2 separate regions of the Homo sapiens genome follow, and region 1 is linked to region 2. A link is an interaction called in ENCODE POLR2A ChIA-PET data of the cell type or tissue named here. Cell type or tissue: PC-9. All regions are shown on one strand. Links, peaks and the distances in the headings refer to the core of each region. The heading gives the core; the rest is flanking DNA.

Evidence for each region. ChIA-PET counts read pairs that join two places held together with the same protein. Peaks named below come from ENCODE experiments on the same cell type or tissue, not always from the same donor. Only the 100,000 strongest peaks of a DNase experiment are listed, where the experiment ranks them.
Region 1: POLR2A ChIA-PET joins it to region 2 with 14 read pairs; 2 of 35 experiments call an interaction of 5 or more read pairs at or near these places.

What each region holds. Positions count from the first base shown.
Region 1 is chr7:131,543,282-131,551,607 of GRCh38, reverse strand. The region is part of intron 1 of PODXL (podocalyxin like); the gene reads left to right. Among named protein-coding and RNA genes, the nearest start is that of PODXL, 9.2 kb to the left of the region's middle. RefSeq lists enhancers at 1-414, 6,386-7,229. In PC-9, for the core only: CTCF peaks have their summits at 4,602 and 4,802 (motif pointing right); a DNase peak (open chromatin) is centred at 4,797; H3K27ac peaks cover 412 bases.
Region 2 is chr7:130,920,905-130,929,230 of GRCh38, reverse strand. The region is part of intron 6 of LINC-PINT (long intergenic non-protein coding RNA, p53 induced transcript); the gene reads left to right. It overlaps LINC00513 (long intergenic non-protein coding RNA 513), which reads right to left. Exons shown (of 4, transcript NR_109780.1): 4 at 7,285-7,695. Among named protein-coding and RNA genes, the nearest start is that of LINC00513, 12 kb to the right of the region's middle. In PC-9, for the core only: no CTCF peak of the experiment used is centred there; a DNase peak (open chromatin) is centred at 3,790; H3K27ac peaks cover 4,252 bases.

The sequences.
Region 1 (8,326 bases), core at 266-8,265, 620 kb before region 2:
TCACTGGACTTCTCAGGAGGGGACGTAGATGACCCCTATTCCAGGAAGTGCTGCTTCTTCACACCCTTTGAGGCAGAGGCCCTCTTCAGGGCTGCTGAATGCAAGCTTTGCTCTAGCTGAAATGGAAGTCATTCCTACATAATCAGAGAAAGAGAATGGCATTGCCCTGCCCATCCCTACCCACCAGCCTGAGCCTGCCTGGACACTTTCACTGGACCTCAGCCAGGAGCTCTTTACCCAGCTCTGGGCTCATTTCCTATTTGCACCCACTGGCCATGAAGCAGGGCAGGGAGCTCAGCTGGTGGGGTTTCCTGTCCCGGACCCAGGAACATGGGCTAAGTTGGATGGGCCTCTCTTTATCATGTATCCTGTCTGCTCTATGGGGCTGTTAAGAAATCAAGTGATGTAGCAGATCTGGGATGGTGACTCCTACCCTGCACAGGCCAAATGACGGGGGCATTCTCTATAAGAAAAGCCTTCAAGAAAATTGACACAGAGGATCCCTTAAAGGAGCCTCTTCATATTTGCAGTAACATTTGCCATATGACTGCTTCGAGTCGGCAGCCTGCAGGCTGTGCAATGTGGAATTCGGTTGGCAAAGGGTACTTTCCACACCACTTCTAAATGAGCCAGAAAATCATAGGACACAGAATTCTAGAGCTGGGGAGCCTTCTGGAAATCATCTACTACAACCTGCTTGTTTCAAATGGGGGATTGCAGGCCAGGGAGGTGGGTTCATTCGCCCAAGTTCCCAGTGACTCTCAATAAATAGCTTTCCAGGAGGTGGGTGTGCACACGTGTGTGTGCGTGTGTGTGTGTGTGCGTGCATGTATGTGTGTGCATGTGCGCATACGTGTCAGCTGTAAATACCAGAATAGAACTCAGCCCTTTCAGTGCTGATTCCCTCCTGGGAATTGGAAAAACTCACCAAATCCCCTTTATATATTTTTTTATTTTACTTCTTTTTGTTCTGAGATGGAATCTCGCTGTGTTGCCAAGGGTGGAGTGCAGGTGGCTTGCTGCAACCTCTGCCTCCCAGATTCAAGACATCCTCCTGCCTCAGCCTCCTGAGTAGCTGGGACTACAGGCATGCGCCACCACACCCAGCTAATTTCTGTAGAAATAGGGTCTCACCATGTTGGCCAGGCTGGTCTTGAACGCCTAACCTTGAGTGATCTGCCCACCTCAGCCTCCCAGTGCTAGGATTACAGGCATGAGCCATCATGCCTGGCGAAAAACCTCTTTAAAAAGGACTTTAGGATGGTGACAAACCTATACTGTGCCCACATCTCTTTCCCTACCCCTCTACCATAAGGGTAAATTGAGGCTTGGGGCCATGTTGCTATTTAAGAGTTAGACTCCTAAGGGTGCCTGGAATACTGTGCCATAGCACTGGCCACCATGCATTGTGCCTAAATATGTCGGTGTTTGCCACTGGCCCACTGGCTGAGGACCCCCTGTCATTTCCACAGCCTCTAGCCAAATAGGTGGTTAAGAAATGTTTGCGGGATAATTGGCTGCACAAAATGCAGCGTTCAGCTGCAGATTCATCAGTGGCCCTTGCCCACATCTCCCGCATCCCAAGCTCTTGCATTGTCTCTGAGTCCTGGCCCTGCCCTGAATCGCTGGAGCAGCAGCAAGCACAGACCCTCAGCTAAGAGGGTCCCCCAGCTAAGGTTGGCCCCTGGGCCACCTCCAACCATCCCCACCCCCTTCCCCGACATATATCACCACCACCCTCTCTTCTTTTGTAGCCTTATTCCCCTTGGGAATAAGCCACCTCACACTTCCGAGGACCAGGGTGTAGGGTGGCACCTCGTCCACCAATTGTCATGGCCAGAAGGCTATGTATGTGCCTCCACTCAGGGGGAAGAGAATTCTAAGGAGCGGCTGAGAGAGGCTTGCTATCTGGCCCTGGATTGGGGTGCAGGGACCTCCCAGAGCCAGGCCCCTAGGGATGTGTGGACTGACCTGGGGTCTACGCTGTCTGATTTCTTAACCTTCCAGCTACCTGACCCTGATCAGAGTAGAAGGGACGGCAGTTAAGCAAGCCGGTGAGGAGGGCACTCTGTAATTTTTGAACATACTGGCTGTGTGTGAGGCTGAAGCCACAGCTCCTTCTTACCTGAAATTCATGGAGCTCTGCCTGAGGACTGAGTCCCTTTGGTCTCCATCCAGCCAGGTTCCCATGCCAACCTACTCCCAACACACTGATTGGAACCACAGAGCCCTCCAGCTGGGGTAGCCTGCCTTTGCATGACCTTTATCTCACAGACCATTCCAGAGAGGAGAAACTGAGGCACAGATGCAAGGACTTGCAGTAGATCATACAACCAGCTCTTCTCCCAATATGTACGTGGTTCACTCCCTCACTTCCTTCAGCTCTCCCCATGAATGCCACTTTCTCAAAGAGGCCTACCGGGGCTGCTCTGCTTAGAAACCCCTCCCCCCCAGCACACTCTTTTCCTCCTACTCGCCTTTATTTTCTCCATAGCACTCGTCACCTGATATGTGTTCATTGGTTTGTTTGTTTGTCTGTCTCTTCCCCGTTAGACTGTAAGTTCCATGAGGGCAGGGACTTCCATTGTGCTGTAGCCACAGCACCTAGAATAGCACTTAGCTCAAAGTAGCTGTTCCATAAATATAGGTTGAATGAATGAGTTAGTAAGTGAGTAGGTGTCAGGGCTGGCTTAGAACTTGCCTGCCAGCCTGTGCTCTGTAAATGCAAGGCTACCTGATTCAAGAAAGAGGTGGCAGGTGGGGGCCGGCCTAGGTCCTGGGGGCATATGGGCAGGAAGGAGCAGGGATTCCTGGTAGGAAGCAGGAGGGGGCCATGTCTCCTGTGCTGTCCCCACCCAAAGGATCCTTCAGCTGAGGATTGGGGCTTGTGTTTGTTAGAACTTGATTTGGCTGCTCATAGCAACAAAAAAGAGTAGTGGATTAAATAAGACAGGCATCAGTTATATCTCTCTCATATCATAGAACTTCAGAGGGGTGGTATAGTGGTTCTGCCATCATTCACACGTGGCCTCGTGGTCCAAGGTGGCTGCTGGAGTTCCAGCCATCAGGAAAAAGGAAGGAACAAGAAGCATGTGGCTCCTCTTTAGAGTGTGCCTCCCAGAAACCACATGTGACACTTCTAGTCACATTTTGTTGAACAGAACTTAGCATGTGGTCACACTAGCTGAAAGGCAGGCAGGAAAGAGAACTTAGGGAAGAGTAATTTTTATTTCAGGCACCCAAGTGCCTACCCAAAAAACAGTGGTTCAGTTACAAGGAGGAAGCAGAGAGTGGATATTTGGAGTAGGTGACTGGCAAATGCTACTGCAGAACTGGTCCCTGCAAACCTTGGACGTCTCTGTAGCTGCCCTCTGTCCTCACCTTGCCGGTCAGATCAGCTTCGCCTCTGCACACAGCTCTCAGGAAACACAGCTCTCAGGAAGCCTGGTCCCACTTAGTCCTCCAGTTATGTGGCTGTAGCCTTCTGGTCCTGAGGGGCAGTTTCTGGTAATGCACAAAGAAACCTGGCTCCTTCCTAATTGGGTCTTGAGCTGCAACAGGGATCCGAGGTGTCCCAGGACCCCCATAAGCTGGGCCTTGGGCAGGGTAGGAGGGGAAGGACCTGGGTTCCCCCACTGGCCTGTGGATAGGGAAGAAGTGTTTCTGCTCCCCATCTCTCCCTCTCACCTCAGAGCAGGTGAGTGCAGGGCCAAGGAAATACTGTCTTAGGGGTTTGGCTATGAGCTCTCAGTGACAGCAGCAGCCGGGGGCCAGTGACTTTGAAACCTGCGGGTGGTATTCCGTGGAGCTGCCTTGGGGGCCACTGAGGGCTTGGGGTGCATACCTGGAGAGGAAAATTAAGAGGAGGCCGATTTGGGGGGAGTTTTACGTCCATCCTCTTCACGAAGGCCTACTTTTAACTGTTCCGTATGATAGGTCTCTACGTAAGAATTCCTTTGACAAAAAATTTTGCTGTGATGGTGAAGAGAAGAAAAATGGAAATCTCTGCTGATGCCCTAGACTCTGCAGTTAAGAGGCTTGGATTTTAGCCACAGCTTCGACACTTGTTAGCCTTGTGATCTCAGACTTGTTCCTTGACCTGGGCTTCTCCAGCGGGAAAATAGGTATTGTGCCCTCCTCCATAGCAAGGGCTAAATAGGATCATGTAGGTGGTGCCTCTGATGTGCAGAAAGCATCCACACGTGTTGATTTTTTTTTTTTTTTTTTTTTTTTGAGACGGAGTTTCACTCTTGTTTGTCCAGGCTGGAGTGCAATGGCGCAATCTTGGGTCACCACTACCTCCGCCTCCCGGGTTCAAGTGATTCTCCTGCCCCAGCCTCTGGGGTAGCTGGAATTACAGGCATGCACCACCACGCCCACCTAAGTTTGTATTTTTAGTAGAGACGGGGTTTCTCCTTGTTGGTCAGGCTGGTCTTGAACTCCCAACCTCAGGTGATCCGCCTAATCAGCCTCCCAAAGTGATAGGATTACAGATGTGAGCCACCCGCACCTGGCATGTTGATTTTATTTCTTGTATTGGCGTCAGCCCTAGCCCAGTGTGAGTCAACAGACCCTGTTACCCCACCCCCAACGCCATGCTAGAGCAGCATCCTCTGCGACCTCACAGGGCCAGGTTTTCTTCTTCAAGGCCCTTCCCCATTACTCAGGCTGGGGGCCTCAGTGCGGGGAGGCAGGGTTAGTTGGAGACCGCAGTTTTAGATGAAGGTGGCCAGGGTGGGCTTAGCTAAGAAGCCACTGAGATGGCGCCCCCTGCCTTCCTATTCCTGCCTGGTGCTCCTCAGCTCACCCCTAGGGGGCACTGCCCTTCACTTTGGGGCTTTGAGTCAAAACAGACTTTTTTTTTTTTTTTTTTTTTTTTTTTGAGACAGGGCCTCACTGTGTTGCCCAGGCTGGAGTGCAGTGGCACGATCTCGACTCACTGCAACCTCCGCCTCAGGAGTTCAAGCGATCCTCTCACCTCGGCTTCCCCCATAGTTGGGATTACAGGCACCTGCCCCCAAGCCCAGCTGATTTTGGGATTTTTAGTAGAGATGGGGTTTCCCCATGTTGGCCAGGCTGGTCTTGAATTCCCGGCCTCAAGTGATCCGCCCGCCTCAGCCTCCCAAAGTGCTGGAATTACAGACGTGAGCCACAGCGCCCGGCCCAAAACAGGCTTTCTGAAGCCACCTGCACCCCGATCCTGGCAGCCCCCTAGGTGGTTAGCCCATAACGTGGTTAAATGCAGTCTTCCACCTCTTGGCTCTCTTTCTACCTGGATAAATGGCGCTTGTGATTGGGTAATCAGCTCCTGGACACGCCCACTGTACACTCCCTCCTAGCCCTGGGATCCCAGTCTCCCTTTCACTTTCCTTTCTCAGATCATCCAACCCTGAGCCTACCCCCTCTCTTGCACCAAATTCCTCTTGATGCCATCGAGCCAGGCAGTGAAGCAGGCAGTGACACGATGTTGATCTTTCTATGGCCAGCTCTCCATTTTCCTTCTCAGGAAAGGGAGGGCATGGGGGAGGTGCATGGAGCTACAGTCCAACAACTAGAGAAAGGAATATTTCCTCACAAGGCCGAAAAGTGGGAGGAAGATAGGAAGGGAAGGTAGGAAGTACTCACAGATCTGCCTTGGGGGCATTGCTCTGTGCCTCAGTTTACCCACATGGTAAGTCTGGGCTAGCACCATATGAGGTTTTTTATTTTACTTTTATATTCCATAAAGCAAGCTGTGTTCCAAACTGTGTCCAGTAAGAACATTTCGTAATCCTCAAGATTTTAATAGTTATGCTCTCAATGAATATTTAATAAAATGAATACATTTCCCTTCTTAGAAGGTCAAAATACATTATGATCTTACATGCTTTGAAATATCCTCTAAGGAAGATTACTTATTACCTTTGTTTAACCCATCATTCCCCAAACGTACTTTAACTATGGGACCATTTCCTTTTCAGCCTCCTCTTTTTAGTAGAACATCGATCTAGATTTAGTAGAACATCGAGAGGAACAGCTTCCTCTCTTTAGTAGAACGAGAGTGTTTAACATCTTGTGAAACACTCATGTTTCCCCAGGACATTTTGGGGGAAATACTGATGTGAAGATAGAGTGACCAACTGTCCCAGATTACCCAGTATAAACAGGTTATCCTGGGATGTGGGACTTAGAGTACTAAAACCCAGACAGTCCTGCGTAAAGACCAAGCTGGAAAAGCGTTAGCTATAACAACACACTCACATGTGTCTAGCTGAAATGAAGAGGGCCCTCTGACCTTAGGGGATTTATAGGAAACAACATGGCAGGTCGCAGCCAGTTTGAAGGCTGCTTGCCCCAGAGTCCATTGGGAACAAGTTACATTCCAGGCTGGTGGCCCCTCAAGAGTGTTTGCAGTGGTGTTGCTTCTCAGCCAGAAGTGGGAGGCTCTGTTAAAAGAATTATGGAAGTGTGTGTTTTTGATGTTTGATCTTTCTGCCCAGATGGGGGCAGACATTGTTTGCCGGTTGCCTGTGGCTGGCTCTTTCCTGTTGTGCCTCTGCCCCCTGCTGCTTTTTGAGTCCTTGACCCTGACAGCATCACGGTGCTGTTTTAGATCCTGAGTCCCGTCATCCTGTCATCCTGCCCCAGGAGCTTGGAGAAGGGGATTCCAGGATGTTCTGGTAGCCAGCACTGTCATAGTGGCTCACAGACAGTTCTGGATAAACAGGGCCTGCTGAGTGCATGGGTCTCATCCACCTTCATGCTGTCATTGTTCCTGGGAGTTGGTGGTTGAGGGGGTAGTGTGCTTGTTTGTTAAGCCACCAGCTTGCATGTGCTTTTCCAGCTGCAGCTAGCACCTAAGGCACTACTCGCAGGTGGGACAATGAGGAGGGGTGCCCATTGTTCAGCCAGATGCAGTCCTGCATCCTGCCCCGGGGGCACTGCCAAGCGTAGTACAGGGCGTGCGTGCGTAGTACAGGGCGTGCGTGCGGAGGCCCTGCTGCTCCCTCCCCAGGCCTGTGCTGTCCTAACTCCTGCCCACGCCTCCCTGATCTGGAGGCCCTGAGAGCACCGCCCAAAAAGTTGCTTCTCATCCTGAGGTCATCCTGGGTTTTGCTTCTCCATGGCTGGGGTTCTAGAGAGCTTGTGCTGTGGATCGGCTTCTGGGGAAGGGCAGGGTGGGAGCCGTCCTGGCCTTTCGTTCACCCACGGCATCCTATGGGGATTACACTTGGGCAGGGAAATTCTCTGGCTTTACAGCCCTGGATGAATCTGGAAGTCTGGTCCTGTTGACACAGAATCACATCTCTGAATGCCACAGGCACTCTAGGGCAATCATGTCCATGTGCCAGCTATAACTGGCCCTGGGGTCTCCTGTTGGCTAAGCGCTGGGTATTTGTGTGGGTGCGCCACATGTACACAGGGCTGGTGGCAGGCACAGTGAAGAAAACCAGCAGGGTCCATCTGAGTTGGGTGTTGAGCTGAGGAGTGGGTTTGCAAAAGAAACAGATCCTCTGTCCAGACACTCACAACCCAGTGTCCTCCCTGCAGGCCTCAGTTTCCTCATCTGTGAATGAGGAGCTGGCCCAGTGGCTCTCAGGGGCCTTCCTGTTTAGTATTTCCCATGGTCTAAAGCTGGGTGATTTCGGCCCCAGGACTGCTGGCATCATGGGACTGATGGGTGTGTGTGGCTGCATATGCAGAGGGAACCCAGCTGGACAGTGTGGATGTTCTCAGCCATTGGGAATGGCTGGAGGGGGCTGTTCTCATGCATTTGGCTTCTGGGGACAGGCAGTGACACCACGGATTCCTGGGTAATGTGAAGGGGGGCATGGACACATGTCCTGTAGTGTCCTGGGGGCTCTTCGTGTTTTGCTGGCCTCGGCCCTTTCTTCATCTCACTGCAGGTCAGATGCCTCCCTTTCCCCTGTCCAACAACCAAGAGGGGTGCAGCACCTGGAGCCAGGTATATGTGGGCACTCAGACCCCACAGGATTGGAGAGCTGCACTAGGAGTGGGACTACATGGTTCTTAGATGCCAAAGAAGGCGTGGTGGTGCCTGGTCCTCTGACTGCTTGCTCGTCTCTACTTGTTGGGCTGAGATCACATGACATCTAGGCTTCCTCTAGCTGTAACATTATGACTCTGGGATGCGGAGGAATGTGATGCCTGCATGGCTTTTAAAGAGCAGGGGACAAGGGATGGCCTGGCACTGTGGTTCACACCTATAATCCCAGCACTTTGGGAGGCCGAGGCAGGAGGATCGTTTGAAGCCAGGAGTTCAAGACCAGCCTGGGCAACATAGTGAGGCCCTATCTCTACATACAGTTTAAAAATTAGTCAAGCA
Region 2 (8,326 bases), core at 254-8,253:
TGGTGTTTTTTGTTTGTTTGCTTTTTCCCAAATCTGCCTGGTCACTTTGTTCAAGTGTGACTTGTAAGGGAGTAAACAAGGAGAGTATGAGCTTCAAAGAAAATGGGGGGAAGTATTTTGCCAGCTCTCATGGAGTTTTGTGAGATCCAAAAGAAATGCTATATGTAAATTTGCTTTGTAAACTGAAAAAAGTTATGCACTCAATTATTATATTTGATGATGGCACCTTGTTGGGTTCTGGTTAATGCCTCATATTCACTGAGTGCTTACTTTATCTATATTAACACATCTCATCTTTATAACAATCTGTGAGAAGTAGGTACTGTAGATTCATATTTTACAGAGGAAAGTACAGCTTATAAATGGTAGACCCAGGATTTGAATTCATAGAGTCTGCTTCTAGAAGGTGTGTTCTTAGCTCCAGTGCTATGCTGTCATATTGATTTCCTGCCTGCCTTCTCCTTCCTTCCTTCTCCCCTCCCTCCCTCCCTTCCTTCCTTTCCTTCTTTTTTTTTTTTTTTTTTTTTTTTTTTTTTTTTTTTTTGAGACGGGGTCTCACTCTGTCACCCAGGCTGGGGTGCAGTAGCATGACAATAGCTCACTGTAGCCTTGACCTCCTGGGCTCAAGTGATCCTCCTGCCTCAACTTCCTGAGTAGCTGGGACTACAGGCACATCCCACCATGCCTGGCTAATTTTTAAATGTTTTGTAGAGATGTGGTCTCCCTATGTTACCCAGGCTAGTCTCAAACTCCTGGACTCAAGTGATCCTCCCACCTTGGCCTCCCAAAGTGCTGAGATTACAGGTGTGAGCCACCACACCTGGCCATACTGTCCTTCTTTAAATGACAGGTTTCTTCCCACTCCTTCAGCTTCAAGAGTACAAACATTTTAGGGTCACATTTCAGCATGTCCACCTTGAACCCAGCTACAAAAATCCTACCCCAGGCAGTGGGCCCCCAGCAAAGGGCTGTGTGTGCTGACCTAGTTTCACCACCGAACCCAGCCCCAGACCTCACAGGGCACTGCTCACCTGCCAGGTGCCCACTCTGTGCTTGTTGAAGATGGTGTCTTCTTGATTTCACTTATTTGCCTGAAGCCACCCAATAAGTCAGTAGTGGGCCAGAGAATAGAAACCAAGTCTCCTGCCTTTCAAGTGTCACATTTGTTTTGTGTTAATAAGCTATATACCTCCAGGGGATCTGGCAGAAATTTGAAGGTGGTTAATTTTACTGCAATAAATACTTAAGAATCCTTTTTAAAGCAAAGAAGTCAAGCCCCCGCCAGGGAAAACACAATCTGCTCTGAGGGCCTTTGACAAACTGACATGGGCACTAGGACTAGGTCATGGATCATTGGCCCTTGATTCTGTCTCCCACTGAGCATCCCAAAGGGGTTGAGACCTCTGCTGGAGCCACTAGGCTTCAGCCGGACCTGGAAATGTTCTCGCAAATGAAACTGGAATGCATGATGTCCTGGATTCAGCGGGTCACAGCTGACTGCCATCAGGAGGTGTGACGGAGAAGGTTCCATTTCTGTGACCCTGTGGTGATACAGGTCGGGACCCAGGCGAAGTAGCTCAGCCATCTGAATTGGCACCTTTCTGCTTTTCTCGCTGAGTGACGGGTGCCTTGCAGTTGGCTTCAGATGTTTGTGAATGTGCTGTGTTTCCTAAAGCCATGTCAGTCAGGAAGAAGATGCAGGTATTCAGGAGAAGGGAGAAGAAAATCTGAATTAGAAACAACGTGAGGATGGGGAGCACAGGGAGGGATGGGTTACCTTTGTCATCAGAAGAACGCCAGGCAGATTTTAGTCCCTCAGCTAATAATACTATTTGAAAAATTGATGGAGAAATTTAACTGGAAGGTTTCAGCAAGACAAAAGCTGCATCTCCAAGGCTGGACTCAGCGTGTTCACGTGGGAACTGGGTGTGAGTGTAATTGTCAGAGGGGAGGGTTGTCACAGGAGGTGCACGATGTGAAGTCACAAGGGGACGCATTATTTCCATGAGTTCTCACAGTTCCCAGGGCAGCCACAGATGGTAGTGGTTTATGTCTGCCTCTGCCTTGACAGAAGGGCAGTAGGCAGTTGTGGCAAGAAAAATGGACCAAATGAGGGCTGCACTCAGCAGGTTAAATTTGCTGTCTGTTAGTGTTCCTAGGTGAGATGCTTCAAAACTAGAATGCTCTGCTGGGACTTTTATTTCCCTTAGAAATAAAAGGCCAGGCGCGGTGGCTCATGCCTATAATCCCAGCACTTTGGGAGGCCAAGTCGGGCAGATCGCCTGAGGTCAGGAGTTCGAGACCAGCCTGGCCAACATGGCAAAACCCCATCTACTAAAAATACAAAAATTTGCTGGGTATGGTGGTGGTGGGCGCCTGTAATCCCAGCTACTTGGGAGGCTGAGGCAGGAGAATCACTTAAACCTGGGAGATGGAGGTTGCAGTGAGCTGAGATCGTGCCCCACTGTACTCCAGCCTGGGAAACAGAGTGAGACTCCATCTCCCAAAAAAAAAAAAAAAAAAGGTTCTTTGTTCACACTTTCTCTGCGCTGCTGCAAGTGACTTTGGTGCCGTTTCCTGCAGCCTGTGTCGGTGGCTGGGACTTTCTCGACAGCAAGGCAGGCCGTGCATGAGGCCTATAGGACCCAGGGCTGCCTCCCAATGCTGACGGCCCTGCGCTGTGTGAGCTTGGGTAAGCCAGTTCGGCTCACTTCACCTCAGGTTCCTTGTTCCTATGTGGACGGGTTGCTTGTTTGGAGGATTAATAATGATGGGGAATGCAAAGTGTGGTTGGTTTTGCTGGGGAAAAGAGCAGGGAAGTAGAGACCTAGGCAGGTGATGTCACCTCTCTGATGAACTCCAAGGTCTCTGTCAACACCGGTGCCTTTGTCCTGACATTGCGGGGTTTGTGGCATGATTGGAGAGACCTTGCGTGCTCTCTGGGCAGCCCTTGTTAGTGCCCCCCAACTAGCTGGGAGATCCAGAGTTTCATGAGAACCCTCCCTCCGTGACAAAATCCGCCTTCCTCGCTGTCAGGCTCAGGTTGTCCTGTGCCCCCACTGAGCCTGCTCATTATTGATTAATGAACTTGTAAAATGAGAAGTATTGTTTTACCGGAAGCTACATGTTTATGTGGTTGGTAAAAATGAGAAGAGTTGCTTGAGAACTGGTTCTCCTTTCCATGAGTATATACAAGGTTCAAATCTGGGCTTTGTGGTTATAAGACATGTTGAGTGAATAAAAATGAAGGAAATGCTGGGCATTTATCACAATTTTTTTTTTTTTTTTTTTTTGAGACAGGGTCTTACTCTGTCACCCAGGCTGGAGTACAGTGGCACGATCTCGGCTCACTGCAGTCTCCACCTCCCAGGTTCAAGTGATTCTCATGCCTCAGCCTTCCGAGTAGCCAGGATCACAGGCGTGGGTCACCGCACCCGGCTAATTTTTGTATTTTTTGTAGAGACAAGCTTTCGCCATGTTGGTCAGGCTGGTCGAACTCCTGGCCTCAAGTGATCCATCCGCCTTGGCCTCCCAAAGTGCTAGGCTTACAGGCATGAGCTGCTGCGCCTGGCCTTTCACAATTCTTAAACTGTTGACTTACAGAAACACAGACCTGTATGAACACACAGATCACTTTAGAGGTCCGTCTCAGAACTACCTGCTGTCATGAGTGATGTACAGATAAAATGTGGAAGATCTAGAAACTAGTCATTCCTAATCTCTGCCATAAGTAAACATTTTAGTTTAATGTTAAAAGGTCACTCAGGGTTATTGTGAGATTTGATGAGATCATGGCTACAAGGAACCTTTAACTGTATGAATGAAAAATCTAATGAAACTGCAAAGTCACTCCTATTTACTAAAACCAGTGTAGTGGCTGTTTCTGCCTCTTTTCTTTCCCTCCTCCCTTCCCTTTTCTTCTCTGTTGTTTCTGTCACTTTCCTCTCCCTTCTACCTTATTTTTTTCTTCCTTTCCTTCTCCTTCCTCTCTTTCTGGCATTAGCAGTTTGTTTGTTTGTTTGTTTTTGTTTATTTTGAGACCGAATCTCGCTCTGTTGCCCAGGCTGGAGTACAGTAGCCCAATCTCGGCTCACTGCAACCTCCACCTCCCGGGTTCAAGCCATTCTCCTGCCTCAGCCTCCCGAGTAGCTGGGATTACAGACGCCCGCCACCACACCTAGCTAATTTTTGTATTTTTAGTAGAGATGGGGTTTCACGATGTTGGCCAGGCTGGTCTCAAACTCCTGACCTCAGGTGATCCGCCCACCTCGGCCTCCCAAAGTGCTGGGATTACAGGTGTGAGCCCCCACACCCGGCCCTGGCATTAGCAGTTCTTACACAAGAACAGCGTAGGCATGAATCCTGCCTTCATGGCACTTACACACTAGCAGAGGAATCTGGCAGCAAATAAGCACACAAAGGCAGCTGCAGGGTATGATGTGCCGTGACGTAAAGGGACAAACACCGTGAGAGTCTAACTAAAGCCTGGCATGTGTCAATCCTATGTACCTATTCAGAAACTAGGGTTCATGACGGTGCTTCTGTTGTTACCTAGTAGAAGTAGCTTTGTAAGCACAAAGATTGTAGTTTTGTGAAGCTATCTAGTACAGAGTCACTCTGGAAGTTTAGCATTATAGAGTTTTTTCATAGAAAGGATGGATAGATACAAGTTTTTCCTAACAAGCACAAGTGGCAGTCTTTGAAAACTAATTTTTTATGTGTACATTGTAGCATTGGAAGATAACTGTGGTTGAGTGTGATAAACTGAAACTTTTTAAAAAATCTATTATTTTTTTTACAAGTTAAGTTAGAGCCAGATATGCTGATTCTCTACCATTTTCAAAAGAGGAATTGGAAAAGGGAGAGCTTGTTTATGTGGTATTCACAATAGTGTCTGCTCCTGAAGAAAATTTTTGGAAAAATCTCATGAGTGTCCTCAGACTAAAAACAGGGATCCAGTCTGTTGTTCATGCAGGACTCAGGAGGCGAGCGAGCATGTGATACCAGGAAGGGTCCCATCCCTGCCCTGCTGGGGAGCCCTCAGTGGCGAGGTGGCGAGTTCAGGCTTCACTTCAGAGCATGGATACTGCTGCATAGGTGCTGGAAGGGTGCTGCATGGGTGCTGGAAGCTGCTTGGCATAGTGCATGTCCTGTTTCCTGCCACTTGGAAAGAGGACTGTGGAAGTCAGGTCTTCCCAGTCCTCACCAGTAAAGCAAGCAACGAATGCCTTCAGTCCAGGTAATATGTCCAGGCTTTAAATTCTCTGGATCTGTCTTTGGATACCCTGGGAAAAGTCTTGTCTCTTCTTAGGCCCTTCTGACTAAAAGCAGCCAGGACTTTTAAACTGACTAATTTTTAAAGATTTCCAAATAGAGAAAATTAAAGCAAAAATTTTTGAAAGCTGAAAATGATCTTTCCAACTTTTCTCATTCAGAGTAGAACACTGGAGCATTGAAAGTTTGTTCATGTTTGTGATTGATCACATATTTAAAAAATTGTAAAATAAAGACCTTATTTTAATGTTAAAAGTTCACTTCAACACCATCATTTCTACGAGGTTCTAGGTCTTTTGTGAACAAATTAAATATAGTGCTTTCTTTATAACATGAATTAAATCTAGATCCCAATGATATTTGGCACCTTCTAAATACCCAGATGGCCACTGCGTTTGCCTTGAAGTGAAGACGTGTGTAGAGTTTTAATCACATGTTTTATTTTTTCTCTTTTAAATATCGCCTTTTCAATAGTTGCTTGTTAATGAATGACTGATTGTTTACTGCAGTTTATAATCAGGAATTTGAACATTAAAAAATTCTAATCAGGATACAGGTTAAAAAACACTTTCCCTCTCATTCTCTCTTTCCTTATGCTAGAACAATAAAAATAAATTGTCCTCCCCTTGAAAACATAGTAGTTTAAGAAATTTTATCATTCTCTTCTTGAAAACTTAAGTTTAATAAAACAGTTCAGAGGAAACTTAATTATAGTTCTTATACTATAAAAAGCTCTTATAAAAACAGGGGTAGGGCCACAATAAATTTCACCTCTTGAGCATAACCACCACTTGAAAAAGAAAGATGTAGTTAAAAAATTATTTTTGCTTTATCTTCTCCATTGTTTAATGCCTGAACATACTTGGATTTTTTAACAGCAGGAACAAGACAGAAGACTTTGTTAGCTACCCAGGTAAGATCATTTGAGTCCAAAGACCAGATTCCAGAACAGACTGCAGATTCCTGTTGAGGACATGGGTTGTCAGGACAGCCTGGAGGCAGAGGGGTAGATTCTGTTGTAGGTGTCGTAAGTGACATTTTGGATCAGATTTTTAACCCTCTTTTGTTTTTGAAAGTGAGTAAATATTCATAGCAGATTATTCTCATGAAACAAGACTGACACTATGACCTCAGGGAAAGAGTGCTTTGGGGGGAACTGTGTATTTAATTAAGCAAAGAAAGAGCTGATGAAAGGGGCTGAGTGTCTCAGAGCTGTTGTTTCTTCTGCCGAATTTTTCCAAATAGGAGCACAGAAGTCCTGAGAACACTGCCTCTCTATATGTTGTGCTCAGTCCACACACTGCCAACAAATGTGCATACACACACACACACATACACACCTCAAAGACAACCCCTCCAGCCTGTGGTTTTCCTGAATTAGCTTTCCCAAAGTACCTTGAGCACTATGGGTTCAGACTGGGGTTTGGGTTTGGTGACAGCTGTCAGTGCTCCAAAGGCAGAGGACTGAACTTAGGGCAAATCTGTGGCAACAGAAAGCTCTTTTCTGTTCCATGAAAGTCATGGATGATGCTTTCAGATCCTGTCTGCAAATTGCCCAACATCGCATTGATAATGGAAACAAATGATCTGACACTCACATAGCTAAATATAATTTAGAATTTTGATGTGAGGTTGAAACATGAAAGATCATGCTTTTCAAACTGCTGTGATGACTTACACAGACAATTCATTTTAGATAATGGTGAGTTAAGCCTGGCAGCCTCTGAGCGTTTTCCCCTCATTTGTTCAAACACCTGCAGTTGGGTACTGATGCACATGTTTAATTGCTTAAACTTAAATTATAAAATCCCTAAAAGGATGTTTTTCTCCTAGAAAATAAGTCAGGTCTCTTGCAAAGGCTGCCTGCTTTCATGAGCTTCTTGTATTTCCCGGGATGCTTATGCGCCAGCCCCTGTTAGGTCTGCTTTTAAACACAGGAAGTTGAGCCCTTCAGGGAAAGTGCCGATGTCTGAACCATCAGCAAAATCACTACACCCATTCCCTGGGAAGTCTAGTTCATCAGAAACAAGTTTAATTCGGGAACTGTAGTTTATCCAGGTTCCGTGAAGGCAATTAGCACTGGGCAAAGGGCTGTTTGATCAGCCTAGAGAGAGACCGCCTTTACGCCTAAAGCTCCAGTCATTTGTCTCTACTCCCGCCGACTCGCAGCGGCCACAGAAGACATCAGAACTGGATGAAAATGGCCCTGCCCCTGCGACAGAGCAGGGCGCTTCTGGCTTGCGCCTTGTTATTTGTCCCTCCAGTGGTTCCTAGCTGTTGTGACGTCAAGGCTGCCATTCAGAGCAGAGAAAAAGGAAACCATGGCCTCTCTTCGCATCAGTAGCCCGGACAAGCTGTTGTTTCTCAGGCATCCAAAGCGCTTTCTGTCTGGCAGAGCTGTGCATTCCATGCCTGGGTGACCTGGTTAAATGGAGGAAACCAAATGCTATCCGCTGAATGCTCTCCAAAACAAGCACTCCGCCCTGCGCGTCTCAAGCACAGGCTTCACTGCCTCCGAGGACTGTGAAGGGAACAGCAGCACTGCCTGCATTTGCTGCTGGCATATTCAGCTTCTGGTCAGGGTCTTAAAGGAGAAAATAACATCCTCAATGGCCTCGATTAATGCACACTCACCAACGTGTTTGTGCTGCCTTTGGGGTCAGTGCTACAAAATCCTTTTTTAAAAAAGGATTCGGAATCACAGTCAGAAGTTCAAAACTGCTGAACTGCCACCTCTTCCTTCCTGTCTCACTTCGGCTCACGCCATTCCCCAATTTCAGGTTTCTGAATTCCAGAAAGGCTCTTGTGTATGTGAACATATTAATCTTGCACCGTGCCTTACTGAACGTGTGTATGTTTTGCACACACATGAGAAAGACTCACAAGTATAATGCGTGGATCACAACTCTAGGATTTTCTCAATGAAGAGTAACACCTTATGCTTTTCAGAGAAAAGGGGCTATTTCACAGTGTCACAGAACTCTCCTTAGGAGCAAGCCAAGATCTCTGTAGCAAACATCAATCCTGCAAGGCCAAAAGCTCACTAATAAAG